Linked DNA regions of Mus musculus: all the other regions are linked to region 1. The links are chromatin loops, found by intact Hi-C in ENCODE. Cell type or tissue: left cerebral cortex. All regions are shown on one strand.

Region 1 (8,000 bases):
GTGTGTGTGTGTGGTATGTGTGTGTGGTATGTGGTGTGTGTGTGTGTGTGTGTGTGAGTGTGTGTGTGTTTGTATGGGTGGTGTGTGTGTGTGTATGTGTGGCATGTGTGTGTGTGTGTATGTGTGGCATGTGTGTGTGTGTGTGTGTGTGTGTGTGGTGTGGTGTGTGTGTGTGTGTGTGATATGTGTGAGGTGTGTATGTGTGTGGTATGTGGTGTGTGTGTGTGTGATATGTGTGAGGTGTGTTTATGTGTGTGGTATGTGGTGTGTGTGTGTGATATGTATGTGTTGTGTGTATGTGTGTGTGTGTGCCTGTGTGTGTATGTGTGTGTGTGTGTGTGTTTTCTTTGAGGAAGGGTCTTATTATGTAGGTTATAAGGCAATTCTACACACTTTGGCCTCCCAAATACTAGGACTATAGCTCCTGGCTCCTGGTTCCAAATCTGAAATTCTATCTGTCAAATACCTTTGAAATTTGATAAAAGGTAATAATAGCAGCATGGCTGTTATCAGATTTCGTTCACATACTTGGTGTATTTCCACTAAGGATTATCAAATTCAAGGCAATATCATTTATTTGTGTTTTCTGGGTCATTCTGCAGGAATCCACGTCAGGGAGGAATCTTTAACACCTCGGAAAGGGATAACCTTTATCATAATTGATATATTCTCCAGCTCTCAGATTTTCACATAAAAACTGAGAATAATAATTTTTCCATTCATCTTAACTGAATTTTGTAGGCTCTCAGAATAAAATATAACCTGTATACATCTAGCACCAATTTGTCATTAACACATAGAATGAAAGAAAGTCTTACCTAGTTTAGCTTAGCAATTGTAAGCTAAGTGAAATTAGTCAAGCTTTTAAAACATCAGAGAGAAAGGCATTAGTCCAGAGGATTGTGGGGAAAGCATCAGACCTAGCTTTGCTTAGACATTGCTCCTCCAGTCAGCAGCGCTGTCTCCAGTGACTGCTGCTACTGAGGGGAGTCCGGAGAGCTAGGAGAAGGTTGCCTCCTGAGGCTGGGCTTCAGATATTGAGTAGTGACATACCTATTTCACATGGGGGTGGAGGAGAGTCTGACATGAAACGAAGAAAGAGGAGAGGGGGATGATATGAGACAAAACATCCAATTTGGAACTGGGCATGATGGTACCCTCAGCATACAATCTTAGCACTTATGAGGTGGAGTCAAGAGGGCAGGAGTTGAGGCCAGCCTAGACAACAACAACAACAACAACGACAACAAAAACCACACTTGATCTTTAGACAAACAAACTGACATTAACCAATTAATTGTTCAGTCTCTCTACATTACACTTTGCACAGAGAATCATTTTTCTTTTGTTGGGTTGCTATGAGGAATAAATGAAATAATCTGCAGAAACTGCTTGGTCCATGAGATTTAAAACACAGTCAGAATGAATACGGCTCCTGGTGGGCCACCATGGGAGCACATTAGCTATAGTCCCTTCTGGTGGCTCACTGGATTCCCTCTGGATAGCTGAGAAATGTAGGAAGCCGTCTTTTAGTGTTTTACAATCAAAAAATTGTGTTCAGGACTCAGTTGTTTCTTTGGTGAGTGTGTGTGCACAGCCCTCCCCACCTCCCCAGAATCCAGTTCTGTTCACAGCTCAATGTGGGCATTAGACAAAGGTTTACTTTGTAGGACTGTCTAGCTGGGCTAAAACTAAGATATGCAGAAATGTGTGGAACTTCAATAGAACATAAGGAAATGGATTATTCTTGGCCAAAAACAAAGACATTATAGAATATGAATTTGTATGTAAGGCACATAGAGCAGTTCAGCAAAGTATTAGCATCCATGACAACATGAGGAGGGAAGGAAGAGTTCCAGAAAAGGTGAGCTAAACTTCTCTACTGTCTTCTAACTGTACACATTTATTTTCCTATTACCTGTGTAATAACAATAATAATACATTTAAAACCATGTATGCTGGAGCATGGCTGGGATCCCAGCACCTAGGAGTCACAGGCCCTCAATGATCAGGAGTTCAAGGTCAGCCTCAGCTACGCCATGAGCTGTTGGAAGCTAATCGGGTTTAGAAGAAAGAGACCCCGTCTCAAATCAGTCAAACAAAAACACCCAAACTAGAAAAAGCCAAGGCAAGGTCAGAGTACAAGCAGAGAGCATTTAGAATACAGAATAAATCGGATGTGTAATAAAACAAAGTAGACAGGAATCAAGGAATTTCTCCCCAGGGCTGTCAATGACGTGACACATGTCACATTCTACTGTCCTTGAGGGGCAAGGAGAGCAGAGGGGGGGCAGGGAGATGTCAGACCCAATCTCCAGCAGACTGAACCCAGTGAAATGGCCTGCTGGACCTCATGGTGTAAATCTCTTTCTCCCTGCAGTTTTTGAGAAGACATCTGTACCCTGTCTCACTCTTTCCAAAACCCAAGGTCTGCAGAAACACTGGCTGAAACACACTGGTAAATTATGCTCGTAAGCAAAATGCAACCAGATGTCAAGCTGGGATTTCTAGTAGTATATTTTGATGGCAAAGAAAATAAGAAACTATTATAATAAATAAACAGTATGTAACTGACACTTGGTTGACTGACAATATATAGCTGAAAGGGTTCTAAACTCCCCAGGGACTGTGAACGTAGTTCACTGTTTGGGGATGGGGCTTGTGGGGGAGGGGTGACTTGCATGCTTGAGGCCCAGCACTGTAAAACAAAATACCCTTAATAGCACCAAATAAATTAGTTAAGATAGGCATAAGCTCATAAGCCTAAACCTATAGTTCCAATACACAAGAAACTGAGGCAGGAGGATCATTTCAGCCCAGGCATTCAAGACAGCTTGGTCAATGTAGCTAGAGAAAAAAAAAAAAAAAAAAAAAAAAAACAGCAAACTTTGGCTAGTTAGTTAGAAGGAAGTAAAGAATTTAAGGACTAAATAAAAGGGTGCTTCCCTTGGAAAAGTATCTTTTGACTACAGGGGAGACCTTAGTAGTGCGGGAGGACCAAGAAGCTGGGCTGACTTGCAGACTCTACTGGGGAAAGACCTCTCAACTGACACTGGCTGCAGGAGTTAGCGTTACTCAGATTTAGTGCGTATCGTTTGCATTTGGCCATAGATTTGGGGATCTCTAAGCCAGGATGTGAGAGAGCTCCTGCTGGCGCTTGCAGACTGCTGGTTTGCAGACCTGCCTTTCCAGCTTGACCCTTCAGTGCTAGGAGGCCGTCCAGCCCAGCCTGTAATTCATTACGTTCTGTTGCCTTTTCGGCACACACAGACGCGGCCTGAATGAAGGGAAGGGTGAATGAATGGAAGGAAGCAGCTGGATAGGACCGCCCCGGGCACTAAATAGGACGGCACAACTGGGGCTACAGGAGCCTCCTATTGCTTAAGAGACACTCCCCATAAGGATGTCAATGATCAGTCTTCCAACAACCACTCATTTCTGAGTCCCCACTCATGTATAAATTTGCAGAGCCACAGACCTCCAGTGTGGCCATTGCAATGAACTGAGTTTATCTGTGAAACAGAGAAAGGTCTATTCATTTACAGCCCTATGACATTACTAACATTATGAATGAAAGGAATTTAAACAAATGTATACAGCAAATGTACATAGCAGCAGAACCCTCCCCGCACGCCCCCCCCCCCAATCATAGTTTGGGCTATAAAACAGGCTATCCCTTATTCTTTTGGTAAGGGCACGTGTGCTAGGCAAAATTGAGGCAACTTGAAATAGAGGGTTTGAGATGTTGGGAGTCCATCATTTCTGTCAAAGGTCACTCTGGTCCTTTCCTGTTTACCCCAAAGATAGAGATAGTGGCAGAATGGATTTGAGGAGCCAAAGCTGCTTCTAACAATTGAAGACGAAAATGCAGCAGCCCTTGAGACGGAGGGAAGGTGTGGCAAAGTTGAACCCTTCAAAGATAAGAGCGAGAGAGCTACTTAATTAGCCCAGACTAAATTGCTTCTTATTAACTGCACTCGGGCCAGCTGTCTTTGAAACTGCCTTGTAATCCTGGGCATGGCTTTGATTGAGAAATCTCAGTTCCCATCTTAAACCCATTTGAAGGCATCTCGGCCCAACCCCCTTCTTCCAATGCAACTCCTCTGAGCCCCCCCTTTCCATCAACATCTCCCCTACCCACCCCCCAACAAATATGAATCTCAGCAGGGCCAGCGCTCACCTTGACCACTGACACCAGAAGCTCTGCTTTCACGAAGGGCTCAGTAACAAAACCCGAGGCTTACCCTAGGCAAGCCTCCAAAAGCATTTGAGAGAAGCAGCGTAGAAAACAAAAGCAACAACCACAACCTGGGCTTACCCGTTTCTTAAAAAATTGGAACGCTGAGCATTTCTTGACCGGGAATCCATTCATGTCTTTGTTTACCATCTTCCACAGAAGGGACTTCACAGTTATAGATCCAGGGTGGCACCGGCTTGGTTTACTGCATCTGTATCCCGATCCGCCTTCCTGGAGACGGTGAATGAAGACCGAACGGGATGGAGAGGCTAACGGGGCTCAGTTTTTCACTCGCTCATCCTGCTGCGGCAGCGACTGCAGTAACTCGCCCCACTTTCAGAGGCCACTGGCAATGGCTTTTCTCTTTCCATCATTGCTTTGAAACGTAAGCATCACCACAACAGGACCCCGGGGCCGGATGGCGGGATACAGCAAATCTATCCAGAGATGCTCTGGCGGGCGCTCAGGCGAGAGCAGGGTACCGTCCCCGCCCCCAGCTACCGAGCTGCTCCCGGGCTGAGCGGGGAGCGAGCGACTCGCTCTGCTCCAGGTGATGCGCTGCTGGAGGCTGCTGGAGGAGAGCTGTTTTTGATTGTGTAGGTTCCAGTGGGAGCTGTAGTTAAGCAGCTGGGGGAAGGAGTAAGAAAGAGCTGAAGCCGGAGGGAGGGAAGGAGGAAGGGAGAGAGCCTCCTCAGAAAGGTAAATGGAAAGAGAAAGCAAGGCAGGAAGGAGCAAGGATGCATGCATGCATATGTGAGTAAGATCAGAGGATGGTCAGGAGACACAGAAAACACAGAACAACGGATTCCCTTGGGAGGGTTCTTTGAATTGGTTTTTCTTTGCAACAATGTGGTAACCAGAGTAAAATGCAGACCCAATAATGTAATTCTCAATGAAGTTCTTCAGATTCCGGTTCTGATACCAAGCCCCGGAGGCAGGGGGTGGGGGGCATCAAACGTGTTCCTGCCCTATGAAACCTTGAAAAATAAAATAATGTGCCTACACATGTGTAGCAGTGAATGGTCTCTTACTCTGTAGGGTCCTCGGATGCCCTTCCTTCCGCTGTGACATTAGAAGGAACAACTGGGGAGGTAAGCCCACCCTTTTCAACAGAGAAGCCGGCAGTAAGAGAAAATCAATGAACAGAAACAAAGTGTGCAAAACCAATAGGCAGAACCTTGCCCAGACCTTCACCAAAAATTCGTGCTGAATCCATTCAATGCTAAGGGAGTCACAGGAAGCAAGGACGAGTCTTTTTACATGCCCCAACTTATCCTGAACCTCTGCAAAGTGAATTCATTTAACAAAAACATTTAATTATGCGTAGCTCGTTTCCACTTGTGCTCTTTGATGCTGATATTTTATGAGTTTTGTTTTGTTTTTTAAATAGGATTTATAGCAAAAAGGTTTGGGGTCCCTGTTAGCATGTGGTTTTGATCAGCTACTTCACCTCCGGCTGTACTTTGGTCTATGAGATAGACATACACGATCACTCACTCACTCACTCATTCATTCACTCATTCATTAATTCAGCCACTCAATCACTTGTTTGACATCTCATTCTATTCAAATATAGCATTCAAATCCAAAACCAGTAAGCGTTCACTGGTAGGAAATACACTAGAACTATCCTTAAAAATAATTGTTGATTGAGTGCTTGCATGAAACCATGAGTTTAATCCTCAGGACCACAAAACAAGCAAACAAACAAAAGAAAAAACAAAACAGCGACAGACACTGTGGCAACATGGGATTAGAACCCCTGCAGTTGGGAGGTTAAAGGTAGGAGGATCAGAAATGCAAGCTTATCCTCAGAGTTTGAGGCCAGACTAGAATTCATGGGATCCTAGCCAGAAACAACACCCAAACAGAACAATAACAACAACAAAACCCACATTGTTACACCATTTATATGGGAAACGTGGATTAACTGGGGAAGAGGTGCCTGAGTTCCTTTAGAGTATGAGTTTCTATGAGGTGAGATATGGATGAAGTTGTACAAGACACAAGGATACATTATGTAATCTACAGCTTCAGTAGGCCGTGATTTTCCTAAAGGGGCCATCTAAAATCACCAGAGAGAACTCAAAGAGAATTATTCTAAGATGAAAGAAATGTTCCCCATCGGGATTATGGTAATGACTACAGTAAGAACCAAACTTCATCATGAAACGAAAAAGAATTTGTTTTGCACAGTAAAATTATACCTCAGTAAGTTTCATTAGAAAACAGTGAAAGCCATTCAATCTCTTTCCTGTTCCTTTCTTCACTGTTCCTCACAAAGTGTTATAACAGCCATTTATTGAATGTGGGTGATAAATATATATATTTTAAATAACCCAGGGAAGCGGGTGATTCTGGGGCCCTCAGTTGGATTTCCTGTTGTTCTACCACACAGACTTGCTTTGGCAGATTCTCCATTGACCTAAGGTGAAGAGAAATGTCTCATGGAGTCTATAAGGGAAGGAGACGAAGACAAAACTAAAGACTAATTCATTCTTCCTGTCCCCCAAAGGCCACCTCCAGATGCTGACGCCATAGCTAGCCTATGCTAGACTTTACACAAGGTCATGAGCGCAATGGTGCATACTTTGTATCACAGGAGCAATGTACATATCATGGTTTGAATGAGAATGGCTTTCAGAGGCTCATAGAACTGCATGCTTATCCCCCGGTTGGTGAACTGTTTGGAAAGGACTAGGAGGTGTGGCCTTGTGTCACTGAGGGGTGGCCTTTGAGATTGCAAAAACCCATTCCAGGCCTGCTCCCCCATCCCCCGACCCCCCACAGCTTTCAAGTCATGTCAGTTTATAAAGCTCTCAGTTACTTCTTCAGTACCTGACACTCTCCCTGCCATGATGATCACCCCTCAGAAACCATGAGCAAGCCCCCCAATTAAACATTATCTTTTATAGTATTTGCCTTGGTCATAGTGTCTCTTCACAGTAATAGAACATGACTAAGTATGTACACATGTACTTAAGCATTAGATCTATTCTCCTTTGCAGGTGACAGGATAGGAAGGAAAGGCAGGTGACAAAAGGTAGAGGGATCCATAATTTAGGGCCATAGTTTGGTCATTACAACAACAATAAAGTGTTTACAGGACACAGTTAGCTCTCTTGGGACAGCAGGGTCTCTCTTTCCTCTTGAACTTTCCTTGTCATAATGAGACCATTAGCAGATAGGCTGTAGGTTTGTATATGTGTGGCCCAGGAAGTGGCACTATTAGAAGGTGTGGCCTTGTTCGAGTAGGTGTGGCCTTGTTGGAGTATGTGTCACTGTGGGCATGGGCTTTAAGACTCTCATCCTAGCTGCCTGGAAGCCAGTATTCTGCTAGCAGCCTTCAGATGAAGATGTAGAACTCCCAGCTCCTTCTGCCTGGATGCTGCCATGCTCCTGCCTTGATGATAATAAACTGAACCTTTGAACCTGTAAGTCAGCCCCAATTAAATATTGTCCGTATAAGAGTTGCTTTGGTCATAGTGTCTATTCACAGCTAAGACATAGGCCTACTATCACCTCTGTTTCCTAAGTATCTATCTTGGTAGCCTCAATACAAATGCTTTAAAAAGAAGTACAAGGTAGTTTTTGTTTTACGTATATCTTTATGCATCTCTTTGTTATGTCTTGCAGTGTTGGAGATCAGATGTGATACTTCATGCATCCTAGACAAACCCTTTACTGTTGAGCTATATTTCCCACCTCCTTCCTTTCCTTTCTTGGTTTTGAGGCAGTATCTCACTAGGTTGTCTCTGGCCTT
Region 2 (8,000 bases), 200 kb after region 1:
AAGAAATATGTCAAGCTCTGCGAATAGGAGGAAGGAGATCTTGGTGGCAAAGATGTGGGTGTTATCAGGGGCACAGGCTAACGGCTTCCAGAATCTGGCTGTTGTTGAGTTCAGGAAAGGGCCAGGACCTATCGGATTGAGGTTATCGTGGTGGCTTCTCAGAAGAGGTCGAACTGTGGAGGTTGATCAGAGAGACCTAGGAAAGTACAGGTTAGAGGAAGCAGATAACCACAGCACAAAGGTAGGAAATAGAAGGTCACAGGGGAGTCATAGGTGATAAGAAAGGGGCTTCATGGGGGAAGATCGGATAGATGTATTGTGCAGGAGGATTAGGCTCAGATGGTAAACTGCCTTGACTGTTGGGCTGCATCCACAGTCATTCAACTTGAAACAAGCCATTCAACCAAGGACTTTCCCCTGAATTTTACTTTCCCTTATGTAGTCGTCTTGCCTGCAAATCTGCCCCTTTAGTGTCTTCACACTCGCCTCTGGCGAAAGCCCATCCCCCATGTGTGTTCAGATTTCAAGAAATGAAAGAAAATCAGAGAAATTGATTCTTTTCTTTTAAAACAACTCAAATCACAAACCATACATTTAAAGGAGTACTTCTACCATTAATATTCAATTTAACAAGTTATATAAGGGCGTAGGCTTGTACACTTTCTACCAGAGTAGCCACGACTCAGTACTTGTAATGTCCTCTGACACTGCATAGACACACTTCCCTGTCTTTCTCTACTCTAGCTTGTTAGAAGAATGCAAACCCAGTTTTCTAGCTTCCTAATAGATTGTTTTCCTCATGGCTATACGCCATGCATGGGGTCCTGAAGATGGGCTTTTTACCATTACCTGCTGTCATTATACAGGTGAAACGGTATACCTATGTTATTTGTTTGCAACCTAAGTTTGTGCTCCAGGCTGTTTTTGAGACCGAGTTGCTGTTTAGAACAACCCACTAAGTACAATGCATTTATAGTCTTGATGGTCACACTTTTTTTTTTAAAACTTGGAGACAATTACTCTGTTTTGAAGAAAACACATTCAAATTAATATTGAAATAGACACGCAAGCAGTTGAGGAAAGGAAATGTCCGATACAAATGCTGTGCTCTCTGTTTGAGGACTTTTCAAAGCCTGGCATATCTTGCCTTGGAACTCCTTGTTCTTATAGGCATATAGGGTTCAGTTTATCACACCAAGTTCAGTTTGACTTGCCATGACATTCATCTGCACTCCTTTCAGAAGTTTGTTTTTACAAACTGCCAGTTCCGGCTTGTGAGCAGAGAGTTTCAGTTACGTCCTAGACTCACCATCCCTCACCCTGAGTCTACTAGCTAAAACTCACAAGGACACCGCTAACAGCCTCAGGTTCCCGTGCAGGACAGTTGAGCAAGACCCTTCACAGAACCCTGTGCACAGCTCAAGCTTTGGACGACAGCACAGTCCTTGGTTTTTTAACCCAGTTCTACTGGACATAAAATGAGCTTAACGGTGACAATTCTGTTGCTCATCACTGTTAGCTTTCGTGCTTGGGTGTACTAAATGACCAGCTTCAAAAATAAAATTGTCATCGAAATGACTCTACAGGACATTTCTCAGTTTCTGTGGTCTGATCTATTTCCTTATTCATTCAGGGAAGCTTGAAGACTTCGCACAGTGACACTTTGTTACTCAGCCTTAAGGGAGAAACATAACATTTAAAGTCCTTTTAAACAAATTCCATTTTCAGGAGTATTGACAACCATTCCATCCATTATTGCCCCAAAAGGGAAAGAAACTCAGAGTGGAGCAGAATACCCTTCTTAGGCTTTTCCTTTCTCTTGCCAACTTCACAGTGAGGGCTCATTTCTGAATAGTAAGCATATACTCCCCTCCCCTCTAGAACAACCTGGGGTGTAAAACAAAACAACAAAAATCTCCTGGGTCGCAAAAAGCAACCCCTCTTTTTTTAAAAGCATCTCTGTAAAGCAGTCAGCTCTGTAGATTATTCATGCTGCATGCATTTTCTAATAGGTAGTCGACAGCACTCCTATGAATGCTCATGATTTTCATATTAAAGTGGAAGAAACCCCGATGCCCTTTCCCCTCCACTCTTCCTTTGAAAACCCTGCTCGCTCCTGCGGAGAAGCCGCATCTCTCCTCCCCGAAGCACCGTTCTAGGCTTGTGTAATCATTTCAGCAGGCTGATGCTTTAATAACGATTTTTAAAATGTGAAATGAAACCCGCAGTTAAAGTTTACTGAAAACATAGGTTGCTGTAATTCCGTTGATAAAAGTACAGAAGTAGAAATGATTGGTGTATGTAGCTGCGCTCGGATCACATGACCCATGGCTTCTAGGGTGCAGCTGCTATCTAACCACCCGCTTCACCTCTGGCACCCAACCTGACAAGCATAAAAAGAGAAACAACACTGCAATGCCCCTTATCTCTTCTCTCTTATTATTGTTTTTTTTTTTGGGGGGGGGGAAGGCGAGCCAACAACCTGCCATACATGACTTATCAACAAACACCATCAATATGACACATTCTGTGACTGACTGTATTATGCAATCACCTCTACATGCCTTTGAAACACCGGCCCACACCCACCACCTCCCATAGATATCTAAAGAGAATTACAAAAGAAATACCCTAGATAAGAGATCTAGTCTACCCTAACTTGGACAGGAGAAAGTTGGCCTCGCCTTCATAAATATGCCATCCATCCATAAATATTCATACGTTCCTCTTAAATCAGCATACAGAATCCACCAGCCTTCTAAGCCCCTTTGGAACAGCCCACTCCATCCCTCTTTGCTTTGCTAAATCTACCTGTGGTTAAACTGCCCGTGTCCCTCCATGGAATTCTTCATTTGAGAAGACAAGGAACAAGTGGCACTGCCCATTGAAGAAATCTGCAAGTTATATTGTCTTCATTTTTTTTAACCATATGTGTTCTTTGATTAGTGTAAATATTGTCTACTCTTCACTCATGTAGAAAATTATTACTTAAAAAAATTCACTGACAAAATAACAGCCTGTGAAATCGTATGGCCTCAACACTTATACCTTAGCCAGAAATTATAGTACATAATTAGCAGCACACACACACACACACAGAGTCACAACCCACTCACTTACTCACACACAATTACACAACACACACACACAAACTCACACACCCACTCACATGCTCACTCACATACACTCACATACACACAACTCACACACAGTCACATATACATTCTCACATAGACACTCGGACACACATACACACATACACACACTCACACACATAACACATACTCACATAGAGATGTTCTCACACACACACACACACACACACACACACACACACACACACACGAAGCAGGAAAAAGGCAGGCAGAGAGAAAAAGGAAGCAAAGAGGAAGTGTGAGAAGAAAGACAAAGGAAGGGAAAACACAGAAGAGAGAAAATAAGGAGATAAAAGAAATTGCTCCCATTATGACTTTTAAATAGAAAATCCCTGCTAGGAAAGACAATAATAAGCCAGCATGAAAACAGAACATAGAAACAGAAAAAATTGTCACCTCTCAAATGTGTGTAGGTACTGAGACCAGAGAACTGTGGCTACACTCTTGCTAACCTTTACCATGAGAAACGGTGAATTCAAAGGAGGCACATAACCTTCCTGAACAGGGTTGGATCGGCCCCATCGACAAAGGTGGAAAGGTAAACAAACCAGGGGGCCAGCCCGGAAGTTGAATGCTTCTGTTGGAATCCAGTTGCACCACTGCCACAGTGACCTTGGCTGTGTTATATAATTTATTTACTCTCCTTTCTTCATGTGGGAACCCGTGATAAAGAATCCAGCAACCCTATCCACATCTCAGGGTCATCTGAGGACCGATGAGATCATCCGTTTGTGACAGCTCGATGAAGGTTGTTAAGCACCAAAGTACAGTATAGCATATGACCACAGTGAGCTTCGAGCTGTTCCCAGACTGGCTGGCAGTTGGAAGTCAGATAGAGAAAGGAGGAGGAGATGGGGTACAGCATTTTTTAAAAGGCAACCTGTTCTATTATCCACAGCTGAATTAAACACACAACACAATACACCACCACCACAACAAAACTCCGTGTGGACTTTTCTCTAAGTACTAAGTTTTATCCAACAGAGCTTAGCAACTGCATCTGAACACAGTGAGCTGGAGCAGCTAAAGATACCAGGGGTATTTTTTTTGGTGTTTTGCTTTTAAGTGGTTCTAACAATCCGTGGAGGAAGAAGGGAAGAAGACACAGGTGGCAAAGACTCGTGTGGTCAGGAGTCCTTGTCATCCCCACTCGGGTACAGACCACCGTGGAGAGCAGCTCACTGGAGGCTGCTACTGAGCGACACCCAGCAAACTAAGAGTTCCAGAACCCGCCTGGTGGCTTCTCTCTGACTAGCGGAGCCAAGTGTCTCCTGTCAGAGGTGGCTGGTTAACAGCGTGAGGGACTCAGGACAAGGACAGATGTCAGGGCAGAGAGGCTGACAGTTAAGCTCTCTGGCCTCTGACAGACAGCAGCTCAAACTTTCTGGGCTCCAGGAAGGAAACTCACATTTTGGAAACAGAAACAAAAGGCTTTCCCCTGCAACTGCTAGCATGTCGGACTGAATTTTGGAGGATTTTAAAAAAGAGCCATTGTTCACCCCCTCCCAGGCCTTAGCAAATCTTTCATCACTTTAAAAAAAAAATATGGTCTTAGCCTCAAGGCTTTGTTTGCATGAGGGTGTATGCTGCCCATGAGTGGAAAAGTCCCCTAAAATTTTCCGTTCTCTTATGCCCCTCCCTCCTTTGTCCAGTCATTCAGGTCTTTGTCTATTGTGACCCTAACATGCACTGATTCTCCACATCAACCTCATTTGAAATTTTAAACTTCAAATGCCCTAGTAAAGAAAAGCCACCAGACTCCTTTTGGCATAGAACCAGGTGTCTGAAGAGCCACGTGACAACTTGCTTCCTTAATTAAGTGATCATATTCATTAGAAGTTACATAGTTAAGTCCTTGTCAAAGATGATACATAGTCAGCAATGGATAGGAGCAATTTTGTCCCTAAGAGGACAGAGTTGTTTTTGTATTGCAGTCCCTTTCCCACTTGCAGTCTCTCCTGGCTTCTGTGTCTGGGGCAGGTGTTGACAGCTGTTGTTCTGTGGTAGGAATGGTTAGAGACACCAGCGATGCTGGGTGGACAAATGTCTTCATCGGGAAATCATGTGTGGGTCTGAGATAGGAAGGGCTGATCTGAGCACCACCCTCCCATCAGTCTCAGACATGGCTGCTTTCCTGGTAGCTGTCCTCCATGGTGAATTCTCTTCCGATCCCGCTGGAGCTTGGCACATACACTCACCTCTGTCTTCCTAGACAGGACCCCCTTCTTATCATTTTCTAAGGAAATTGGTGAATAAAGAGGTTATCTATCGGTGGTTGTCAGTTTTCTCTGAGAGAATGGACCAGAAACAAAAGGGAAATGCCTCTGACTGCATGAAGGAGGAGGATGCTTTGCCTAGGAAAGGGCGGTCCCAGGACGGTGGATTCTGAAAGCCCTGCAGTCATTTACCTCAGAGCATCGGCACAGGCGAGCTGGAGAGCAAGTTTTTGAGTTTTTCTCTTCATTATCATGCAAGAACATTTCACACTGCCTTCTGCCTGCAGCACATTTTTACACTTTAAAGCAAATTCAAATTCTTTGAACAGTATAAAAAAAAAAAGAGAAAGAAATCTTAAAGCTAAACAAAATTTAGTCTCACTAGGAATTGGTTGATAAATAATACACTCCTACTGTGAATATATTTTCATAGTGTTAAATATTTATTTATTAAGAAGTAGCATGTTTCCAAAAACATCTCTTTTGATAATCTCCCCAGTGTGGGACATACACACACACACACACACACACACACACACACACACTATAGAATCAATGCTTTGTAGGTAAGAAGAAAAAAACCTTTCAGGTTCTTAAGGAAAATTGATGAGAATTCCTGGGCACAAGGGCTGCTTTCCTTTATCTCAAACAGGTTTCTATCCTCAAATAATCTACCCCAAGTTGTGTGTGTGTGGTGCTTAAGCTAAACCAGATTTCTGACAATTCCTTCATGTTTCTGAGTAGGGAGAACTGTCAAGAAAGGCTTTAATGATGGAAGGCGAGGGAGACATGAAACACTAACGCATTTAGCTCCCTCATGCTCTTCTGCTGGCCGGCCTCTCCACTGTGAGGCAGGTCCTTGGCTTGAAGCTGACCTGTCTCCCCTTAGCTTCTCCTTCATCTTCTTGGTGCCTTCTCTGATGAGCACACCATAATCTTTGCTCTGAAAAAAAAAGAAAGAAAAAAAAAAGCTGGAAAGGGATTTGCTGTGTGCTTAGTCTTCAAATAGCCAACAAGACCTTGACTTGGCACCACACCCAGTTCCTAGCAAGACATCCATTAGCAGATTAATTGACACCACATCATTTTCCTCATGGAAGAGACGCATATTTTCTCTTCCTAGAATAGAGACTCACTGTGAATAGGCATTTGACTCCTACACCCGCAGTATTTCTGCTAACCCCTTCCCACCCCCAAACCAGAACCGTAACGGATTTCACACAGTGTCACTCGTGATTGAGACTTCTTCCATGGCAAAGGGGGCACAGAAGTGGCTGCATGCATGCCAGCTATTGATCTTACTGTGGTCTTCATTGGCTTAATAGACGGACAGACTATTCTTTTGAAGGCCCACTTACTGTTCTTTAGATGCAAAGTTCCACCTAGGTCAGCATATAATTCATATTTCAGTTTCTCCTGTAGTAGGATTTAGGAGTCAGGAAATAACATCTCACTATTACTACTAGTGATCTACTGAGCACATCTCATCCGTCCAATTCCTGAGGCATTGGGCTCTCAGTGTCCATGGATACTAGTTTCAGAAAGAGGAAGGCTTCAATTCAAACCATGCTATGAGTTGATTGAAGTAGACTGCCGCCCAGCTTCTTGACTCATGACATCTAACCCACAGACGAAAAGGAATTGATTTGTAAGGAAACTGTTTCTGCATGAGAGAGCAAAGGCATGCATGTGCGAAAGAGCTAAAGATCTTAGAGGTTGCTCCCAGTCTTCTCTTAACTGTAATTAAAGGCAATGGGAAACCACTTACTCAATTAGCAGAACTGCTAATGACCCCGAGCCTTTGAGAAAAAAAGATTCGGTCCACACCATTAAACAAGAATCCACAACCAACTCAGGCAATCAGAGGGAGGGAGATGGGAAAAGGTGACTATAACTGTTCATCTGTGGCCATGTGATCATGCAGACATAAGTAATAATTATGGGCCTTTCTATTTCATTTTGTTACGGTTATCTATGTATATGTAATTATACAAGTATAAATGTCTCATCTGTTACCTTTGTATGTCTTCTCTCACATCTCCTTGCCATGTGATGAGTAGTAACTTAATATGTATAGGATAGAGTACCAAAGGGGATGTGCATGCCACCTGGGCAACAGGGTAACATCTTCCAAAGTCAAGAAAAAGAGCCTTAGAGTTTCTTCTGGAGGAAAGGTAAGTGTGATTTTGGTTGTACTTGGGAGATACATCATGGTGGGAGGGGACAGTGCACAACCTTAACGTGGAAACTGAATGTGACACAGGAGGGGTAGGAGAGTTCAGACTGGAAGGTACGGCTGTTTAGTGAGCAGACATGACTAGGCTGAATTCTGTCTCCTAGGACTCCCTTTCCTTTGTATTTTGGGTAGGTGGGGCCACAAGTGTGAATCTTGGGCAAGAGCTGGAGGCAGAAGCAAGCTGCAGTTATTTTAGAGCTCTGAATGCTGCCCTTTCACTGCTTGGCCATTTCTTGCATGAGGTAGCAGATAGGCCTGCAACAACCTACCATCCTCTGGATGGTCCTCTGTAAGCTTATAGAACTCTCCAGCCAGGTCTGAGTGTGTGTGTGTGTGTGTGTGGTGTGTGTGTGTGTGTGTGTGTGTGTGTGTGTGTGTGTAGGGTCCTTCTCC
Region 3 (8,000 bases), 280 kb after region 1:
AAAGCCAGACAACTTCTGCTCCCAGGGCTAGCTGCAAACCATCTGTCTCTGTTCAAGTGAGTGTGATTGGGAAACATCAGGACAGAAGTCAGGATCCAAAAATCCTGAGTCTAACTTACTCTCGATGTCTAGGCTCAGTGCCAGAGGCACTCCTCCACAGGTGGCCTGCCAGGCCAGCCATCTGAATGGCAGTGAGCCCTGTGCAGTGGGGAACCGTAGGGAAGGAGAATAGGGGTAGGAAATATTCATGCCAGTCTTCCACAGAGCAGGGAAGAAAGGGGAAGAGACTTGTGACAACTTGTGTCACTGACAGCCTCAGCAAAAAATACCAGTTGGCTCTTCTCCAGGGAGTTCCCCCATCCAGCTGCGGGGTGAATGCTTCAGGTCCAAAGGCCTTCTGCAGCCTGCAGTGCTGAGCAGCCCCAGGCTCCACCACAGTGGACTCCACTGGCTATGGGACACAGTTCATGGACTTTGAATTTTAGAAGAAACATTGGGGGAAACCATATGGCACCCATTCTTCTATTTCCCCTGCTACATGTTTATATGCTGGCCTTAAAAATGAAAACTGTAAATTCTGATGCTTGCGTTGTCTTGTGGGCCAGTATCATGTTATTTTTTCCTTCACGGTGTTTATAATTGACATAGTGCTAGATGCTATACAAGGAAAATAACACAGACACTGTCCTTTAAGAACTGCCAGATATCTAAATTGGAGACTGCAGTGAAAAAATAAGGCATATCAAATACAAGGCTCATTTTAGGGATGGGTGGGAGTTCCACGTAGCTGTGTGGGAAGCCTGGAGCAAGCTGCCAATCAATGTCTCTTTATGATCACTTAGCGGGGAAGGCAGTGAAGAGAACTAAATCCCTTCGTGAGCCGAGCAGACGGAGAAGACCTACTGGCTTTCCAGAATATGAAGAGCCGGAGTGAGAGTGGACTGCCCCCACTTCTGGCTCTCCCACCACCTCCCTTACGCTATGCCCTTCCCTGATCTCAGTCTGTTGATAATCCATCAAGACTCATGCTCCAAGTCAGACAACCCTAAGATGTGTCTGAGTCCATGCTCCTAGGATATGTTTAATTGGAAAGTGGCCTTATATTAAAAAGTGGATTTAAAAAAAAATCAAAACATGGCAGACAAGGTAGCACATGTCTTTAATTCCAGGAGTCGGGAGCCAAGGTTACACAGAGAAACCCCTATCTTGAAAAGCCAATAAATAAATAAATAAATAAATAAATAAATATCAAAACTTAATTATCTAATCAGGTCACTGAAGGTAGTTTGTGCTTTCCTTTTAAATTGCACCCGAGGGAGGAAACGGCTTGTTGTGGAAGGAACACGCACCTGGGAATCGGCCTTCCCTCCTCCAACCCCATTTGCCACTCAGAAACTCTGCAACTGTGGATGTCTGTGTCTTACTCTCCTCACTGCAGTGAGAGTGAAATAAGTCACCTTTACATCCTCTTTCTACTGAGGACTAAGATTCCAACACGTTGCTTATCCTGCGCCTGTCCCGATTTATCCATGTTGTGGAATGCTGTCCTATGCACACGGCTGCCCACTGTCCTCTGGGACTGTAATTACCACAGGGGGACGACACAAGGTTGAGACCACTAAGGTTCCACCACAGAAGGGGAAGGGGTGGAGCTTAAGAGACCCTATTCCTACCAGGGGGTTTACAGGCAGCTGATGGCTGCTTGAAGGAAGACAGTTCTTCAGTGGGACAGTCACTCCTATGTCACCTCGCCCCTCTCCTGTGAGTAGCCACTGCTCTGTGCTCTCACTAGTGTCCAGTGATACTCGGTTGTTTCCTTTCTTTGTCCTTGGTGCTCCACTTGGGGTGAGTACATGGTTTTACTCACTTGCTCCTGGGAAAGTTCACACAGTTGAGCATCACTACTGCGACAGGATAGCTTTAAAAAATCGGTTGTTGCAGTGTCAACTGGCCAGACGCCCCAAGCTCCCGGGAATAGGACCATCAACCAAAGGGCTCCAGCCACATATGTGGCAGAGGATGGCCTTGTTGGACATCAGTGGGAGGAGAGGCCCTTGGGACTAGGGGGTTTGGTGCCCCAGTGTAGGGGAATGTCAGGGAGGGAAGGCAGGAGTGGGCAGGGGTCAGGGGTGGGGGAAGCACCCTTATAGAGGCAGGGCAGGGTGGATGGGATAGGGGTTTCCAGAGGGGAGACCTGGAAAGGTGATAACATTTGAAATGTAAGTAAAAGAAAATATACAATAAAAGAAAAAAGAAAAATAAACCCCGGTTGTTGCTTGAAGCACTCTTTTCCCTGGGAGCATGTGCGCACTGGGGACAGTCTACCATTCCTTCAGTTCACTGAGTTTACACTTCTCACCAGTTCCCATAGCCTGAGAGCCCCTAGGGAACATAGCCCCAAGCAGAGATAATTGGAAAAATGACAAAGATCTCTTCCTTGCACACTGACTCAGATGCCATCCGGGTCGCTGTGGGGAGACACAGACCTACTTTTCGTCCTAATTATCTTATCCATGGAGAAGCTGGTGGTGAAGCCCATGTTGAATGAAGCCCCTTAGCGGTCAGCAGAGCACCTGAGCAGCACAGCTTTATGGGAATATGTGACCCTTTGGGTGCCGACAGACCAGGTTCAGGGTCTTGTTTAATTGTGCCCTAGATCTGTTACTATTTGAAAGTCACTTCGTTTCTCTTAAGCCTCAGCTTCTTTATGTGTAAAATGGGAATAACATTTACCCTACATAACTACGGTATGTGAGATGTTTAGCACAGTTCATAGTACATGGTAAGGACTTGCTAGGATTACAACCGAATGCAGAATTGGCCTCAAACACAACAGAGTTTACATTTGTGTTGTTAGGAATGGTACAAATGGTAACATCAGAATAGTAGAAATGCACCTAGAAGATGCGGTGTTGTTACATAGACACAAGCAAACACTGCGGCAGAAATGTAGGGTACCTGTGCAGGGACAAAGTGCTTGGAAGGAATAGTGTCCCACTAGAGATGGCAGACTTGTTTTCACATCTGGGACCACTTTCCCAAGTCTCCTCCCCTACATCTATGAGGAGAATGGGATAATAGGAAGCCAACACAGGACTGCTCTCAAGTGTAAACGCAATGATGCTTAGACAGAGTCCCTCAGTGTTAGGCCTACGGCTACTCTATTCCATTTCCATAAGTGATGCTCGTCTATTTTTATTGTGCCTGTAGTCACTTCATCTCTATCTACATACTTCTTATGTCCACGCCTATTCCTATTCCATCATCAATGCATCTAGAGAGGAGAGCTTGTGTCTCACTTTAAACTGTGTCATTTGCTTTTAATGGTGACAGTGACAATAATCACAGTGAGACATTGCCTTAGTCATTTGTTTTAAATACTGTTTGAAAGTTTAAAGGCATCTGCGCAGTGTGGTACTTGTAAACATAGCTGGCTCTTGTCGTTATGCTGGATATACAGGCCTCCATTTTCTTTCTCATGGTCATGCTGAAGTACCCTAATGACACATAGGCCATATTGTTCACACAAGGCTTCTCATGACAGAATGATCGGCACAGCCTTACTTTCCTAAATAGTTTGCTGATTCACTCGGTCCATTTTTAAACACCAACAGATTGGCACTGATGACATCTGCTAATTATTTGATTTTCCTCGTGACTGGCATAGGACTGCTGTCTGCAGCAATCACTGTAATATGACCGGTGTGAGGTTTGCACCACCCAGTCACTCCATGACCAATTTGCAGTAATGAGTAGCCTTGTCTATTTTTCTGTTTCCCCTAGAGGTATCATTATTTATTATGTGTTGCAAACACAGCTTCCAGAAGTGCAGCAAAAACCCAGCAACACCTAACTCCAAGTGGAAATCTCACTGTGTTCCTAGTAATGGTTTATCAACTCAGACGGCCTAGGCCTGCCAATAACACAGTTAAGATTCCAGCATCTCTCTGGTTCCGCTCCCAGTCCCCATCCTAGCAGGGAACAGTCTTGGAAGGCTGCTGAAGACCCTGTTTTCTAGACTATGTGTCCCTTTTAGTCCCTGAGACTAGAGTTAAAGATTTTGAGAAGTCCTTTGAAATATGTTCTGTTGATGTTTCTAAACCATTATCATGAACCCCCACGGCTTCAGTGACCCCCGATTGAGGCAGCTTCTTGAATTCAGAGAGCATTAAATCATACCTGTAATCTCAGAGATCTGCTGGCTTGGTTTTGTAATGCTTCAATAAGATGAGAAAAGCGATGGCCTGCACATGTGGTATGACCTCCCTCATTAACTCAATGTGAAGGTCAAAGGTCAAAGCCCATGGACAGTCACCATTCACTGGCTTACCAAAAGAAATGTAGGAAAACGTTCCCTTGCCCCCTAGTGCCCACAGCCTGCTATTGCAAGCAGGTGACTTGGCTCAGAGAACTTCCAAACAGAAGTGAAGGGATTTATAGGTCTACCACTAAGGCACATGGGAAAGTCAAAATTTCGATGGGCTTGTCACACCATGTAGAAGCTAAACTCCAAGTATCAGGTAAACAGTGGCGGAACATCACTAAGGGCCGTAAATTCTCAGCCCCTTCGTGGAGAAAAGCATAAAACAAGCTCTGATTCATTTTTACTGACCTGGGAGGCCCCTGGGGTACAGCCTGGGCCACTGTTTAATAGTCTCTCGATTATGCTAGATTATTTCCCACCTCAGTAGGCTGAAATTTGCTTCTCCCACTGTTTAGAACTTTACCCCACACCCCCACTAAAGCCTCTCTCCCATATGGCCTTTAACAGAAGGGGCTCAACTCAATCTTGTGAAACCACCTTCTCCTTCAAGGCACTCAATCACGGCTAGCTGAATGATTAAACTGTTTTTGTTTTGTTTTTTTTTTTCTGTTCTCATCTCCAATTCTTACACATAGTAGGAGGACAAAGGTCTATCTCATAATGAATGAATGAACTCTAAGTTGAAAACAGACCAATCTTAAATGCAGCAACCCTTCTACTAGGTTTTCAGTCAATCCAGTCTACTAGGTTTCCCGAGCTAGGATGCAGTATAATTCAGAGATCAGCAGAGTGTGGAGAGAAGAGGTGTTAGGAAGGGCAGGGTGAATCAGGAAACACTTCTGTAAACCTCTCTAAGTATAGAAAGAGCAGGAATTCTTTCTAAAGCCCACTTACTTTTCCTATTCTACTTAGAACATAATTCTACTCCAACACTCTGTCTGCACTTTGGACAGACATTAGATGGTAGGTCAACCCACCACATTGCCTGACTGTGTGTGAGGGCCTCTGTCTGTGGTTCCGTTCTCTATACTCCTACACTGGACATAAACTCTAGTGTGCTTTTCCTTTTACAATGGAGGCAATGAGCACAAACAGATCTGAACCCATTGTGCACTGTCACACAGAGGTTAAGAGCAAGCCCGGAGCTGCTCCAGAGCAGCAATGCAGGGAAATGCTCAGCCTTTTGGTAGTTTTGCAGGGCCCACAACTGACCACAGACCATTGGCTGAAATCATAACAATGGGCAGTTTACCTTTGTAATGGCCAATGGGGAAAAGAAAGACAGGAAAAATCCCAGAAGGTTGCTTTGAAGGTCTTCTTCTTGCTTGGTGCAAGTGGAATGTGAACTTGAGATAACATCAAAGGTAGCTCAGAGAGTACTTCCCCTAGAAACCAACCCAATTCCAACCAATGCTGGAAACTCTGTAAGGTCCAGACAACGCAGGCTACTTATGATAGAGCTTGAAAAAACGAAAGGAAACAGACAGTCAGTACTTGTGTAAGTCTCCCTAGATGGAAGATATCAGAAGGGAGGAAAGGTGAGAAACAGAAACCACATGCGAATCCCATTAGTCTAACAACACAATGATTTCTTACTGAAGTCCTTTTACCAAATATTTAAGATTGATTGACAGTGTACTGAGTTCTGTGGCCATGACAGAATAAAATGAAGCCCCTGGTCTTTGGGACTTAACATATCAAAACCAATGAAACAAACAAACAAAGAGAATTTGGCAAAGACATAAACAGGATAATCCCAAAGTCTAACAAGTGTTATAGGAGTGGAGTAGCCAGAGTAGTTGGAGTAGCTGAAGTAGCTGGACAGAGTGAGTAAAGTAGATAGTTGTTTTATATCTGTGCTGTCTCATGCAGTAGTCAGCAGCCACATGTACCTCACACAGTTAAAATGTGAGTGGGGCTGGAGAGGTGGCTCAGTGGTTAGGAACACTTGTTTTTGCAGAGGATCCAGGTTTGGCTTCCAGGACCCACATGGCAGGTCACACCAGTGTACAACTCCAGTTCCAGGGATGGGACACTCCCTTCAAACCTCTGCAGGTGCCAGATGCATACATGGTAGACATAATACATGCAGGCAAAACATTTACACACAATACAACCTAAAAAATCCCCATTACTAGTCCAAATGGAGGTGTGCTTTCAGAGATGGTTAGACTTACTATGAAGAACAAATGAATGCAAAGTACCTCCTTAATAGTTGCTTTAACAGGGCAGGGGATGGCTCAGTGGAGAAGAACGTCTACTATGCAAGCACAAAGACCTAAATTTGAATCCAGTGTATCCGAATAAAAGCCTAGCATGGCTGTGCAAGCCTACAACCCCAGTATCAGGGAGGAGAGACAGGAAGGTCCTTAGAACTTACTGTTAGCTGAAGCAGCTTCAGATTCAGTGAGAGACACTGGCTCAACTAGTCAGAAAGATGTACAAAAGGACATGTGGTGCCCTCCTCCGGCATCCACATGAATGCAACTGGGCACACATATGCACATGTGCACTTATCGTGAACACAATTTCATACTCAACTCTGAAAAGAATACTATTTTAGATATATTGGACTAAACCAAAATATTATTGAATTATCTTTAACAACATAACTGTTGCTACATAATGCTCATGTGTGTGTCCCATTTTATGCATTAGATGACAGCATAGCCAGGGAACGCCCATGTGGAGGTGAGAACACACTGGAAGAGAATGGCCATTTGAGGGTCCAGCACTATTGTCCAGCACCATTTGTAAAGAACCTGAGGAGAAAATGGCTTGAGGAGAGGTGAAGGGAGAGAGCCTGGCTGGACAGATGGAGCAAGCGGCAGCAGAAGTGAGAGCTTTCGCTTTTATGTAAGTACAGATATGACCACAAACTCGTAGCTTCTGTGCAGTTACGCAAAATTCAGTATTCAGCGTGGATGCTCTTATAAAACAGTGCAGCAGATTGCACCGAGAATAGGTCCATGCTAAGGAAGGTTTAAACTGGAATGTGCATTATTTAAGCCCACCCCCAAGGTCAAACATCCCCCATTTTGGTCACACTTCTTAAGCCTCTCCAAACTGCAGAACCAACACTGGTGGCTTAAATGAGAAGGCCCTCATGATCTCGGGAATTTGAATACTGGATCCCTAATAGGTGCTGAGTGTTTGGGGAGGCTTAGGAGGTGTGGTCAAGGAGAAGGAAGTTCATCACTGGGGGCAGAGGGTTTTGAGGTTTAAGAGCCTCTCACCATCCCCAGTTTGCTCTCTCTGCTTCTTGTGGTTCAAGATGTGAGCTCCTGGCTGCTCCTCCTGCCATGGCTGCCTGCTGCCAAGTTTCTCCAACCTAATAGTGATGCCTCTGGAACTGTAATCAACCCCATAACCAACTCTTCTTTCTTTAAGTGGCCTTGGTCAAGGTGTTTTATCACAGTGACAGGAAAGTAACCGATACTGAAGGGGAGTCCAAGTCCACCTGTAATGAGTATGATCGAGGAGATAAAATATTACAATTAGCCCCTCTTTATTCACGAGTGTATCGACCATAAATAAAATCTTCTCTTGGGCTACTTCCAGAAGAAGAAACTGGATATGGGTTTTCTCCCTTCTCAATGGAGTACTAAGATTGTATCAAATCACTTAATGGCCAAAAAGACAAATACGATCTGTTCTCACATGCAGATCCTGGCTCTAACTTTTCTATAGGCTTAGGTTATGGGGGCGAGTGCGGATGCAGGGCATGAAAGTACAC

The links. A loop is a pair of places that touch in the nucleus more often than their neighbours do. Peaks named below come from ENCODE experiments on the same cell type or tissue, not always from the same donor. Only the 100,000 strongest peaks of a DNase experiment are listed, where the experiment ranks them.
Region 2: it touches region 1 in a loop (2.0-fold over the local background); 4 of 42 quality-filtered maps call a loop at or near these places.
Region 3: a loop joins it to region 1, with 2.4 times the contacts of the local background. A loop is called at or near these places in 3 of 42 quality-filtered maps.

The regions. Positions count from the first base shown.
Region 1 is chr10:21,879,026-21,887,025 of GRCm38, reverse strand. It overlaps Sgk1 (serum/glucocorticoid regulated kinase 1), which reads right to left and starts at 4,842. Exons shown (of 14, transcript NM_001161845.2): 1 at 4,319-4,842. The coding sequence starts at 4,387. Gm46215 (a long non-coding RNA gene) reads left to right here and starts at 4,748. Exons shown (of 3, transcript XR_001779732.1): 1 at 4,748-4,833; 2 at 5,276-5,328. In left cerebral cortex, no CTCF peak of the experiment used is centred here; DNase peaks (open chromatin) are centred at 3,283 and 4,699; H3K4me3 peaks cover 4,363 bases; H3K27ac peaks cover 2,972 bases.
Region 2 is chr10:21,682,055-21,690,054 of GRCm38, reverse strand. No RefSeq gene overlaps it. Among named protein-coding and RNA genes, the nearest start is that of Gm5420, 4.8 kb to the left of the region's middle. In left cerebral cortex, a CTCF peak has its summit at 4,403; DNase peaks (open chromatin) are centred at 4,379, 4,771, 5,296, 5,566 and 1 more place; H3K27ac peaks cover 2,064 bases.
Region 3 is chr10:21,597,490-21,605,489 of GRCm38, reverse strand. All of the region lies in intron 2 of 1700020N01Rik (RIKEN cDNA 1700020N01 gene), which reads right to left. Among named protein-coding and RNA genes, the nearest start is that of 1700020N01Rik, 8.3 kb to the right of the region's middle. In left cerebral cortex, a CTCF peak has its summit at 4,374 (motif pointing left); DNase peaks (open chromatin) are centred at 745, 1,471, 4,339, 7,086 and 1 more place; H3K27ac peaks cover 1,041 bases.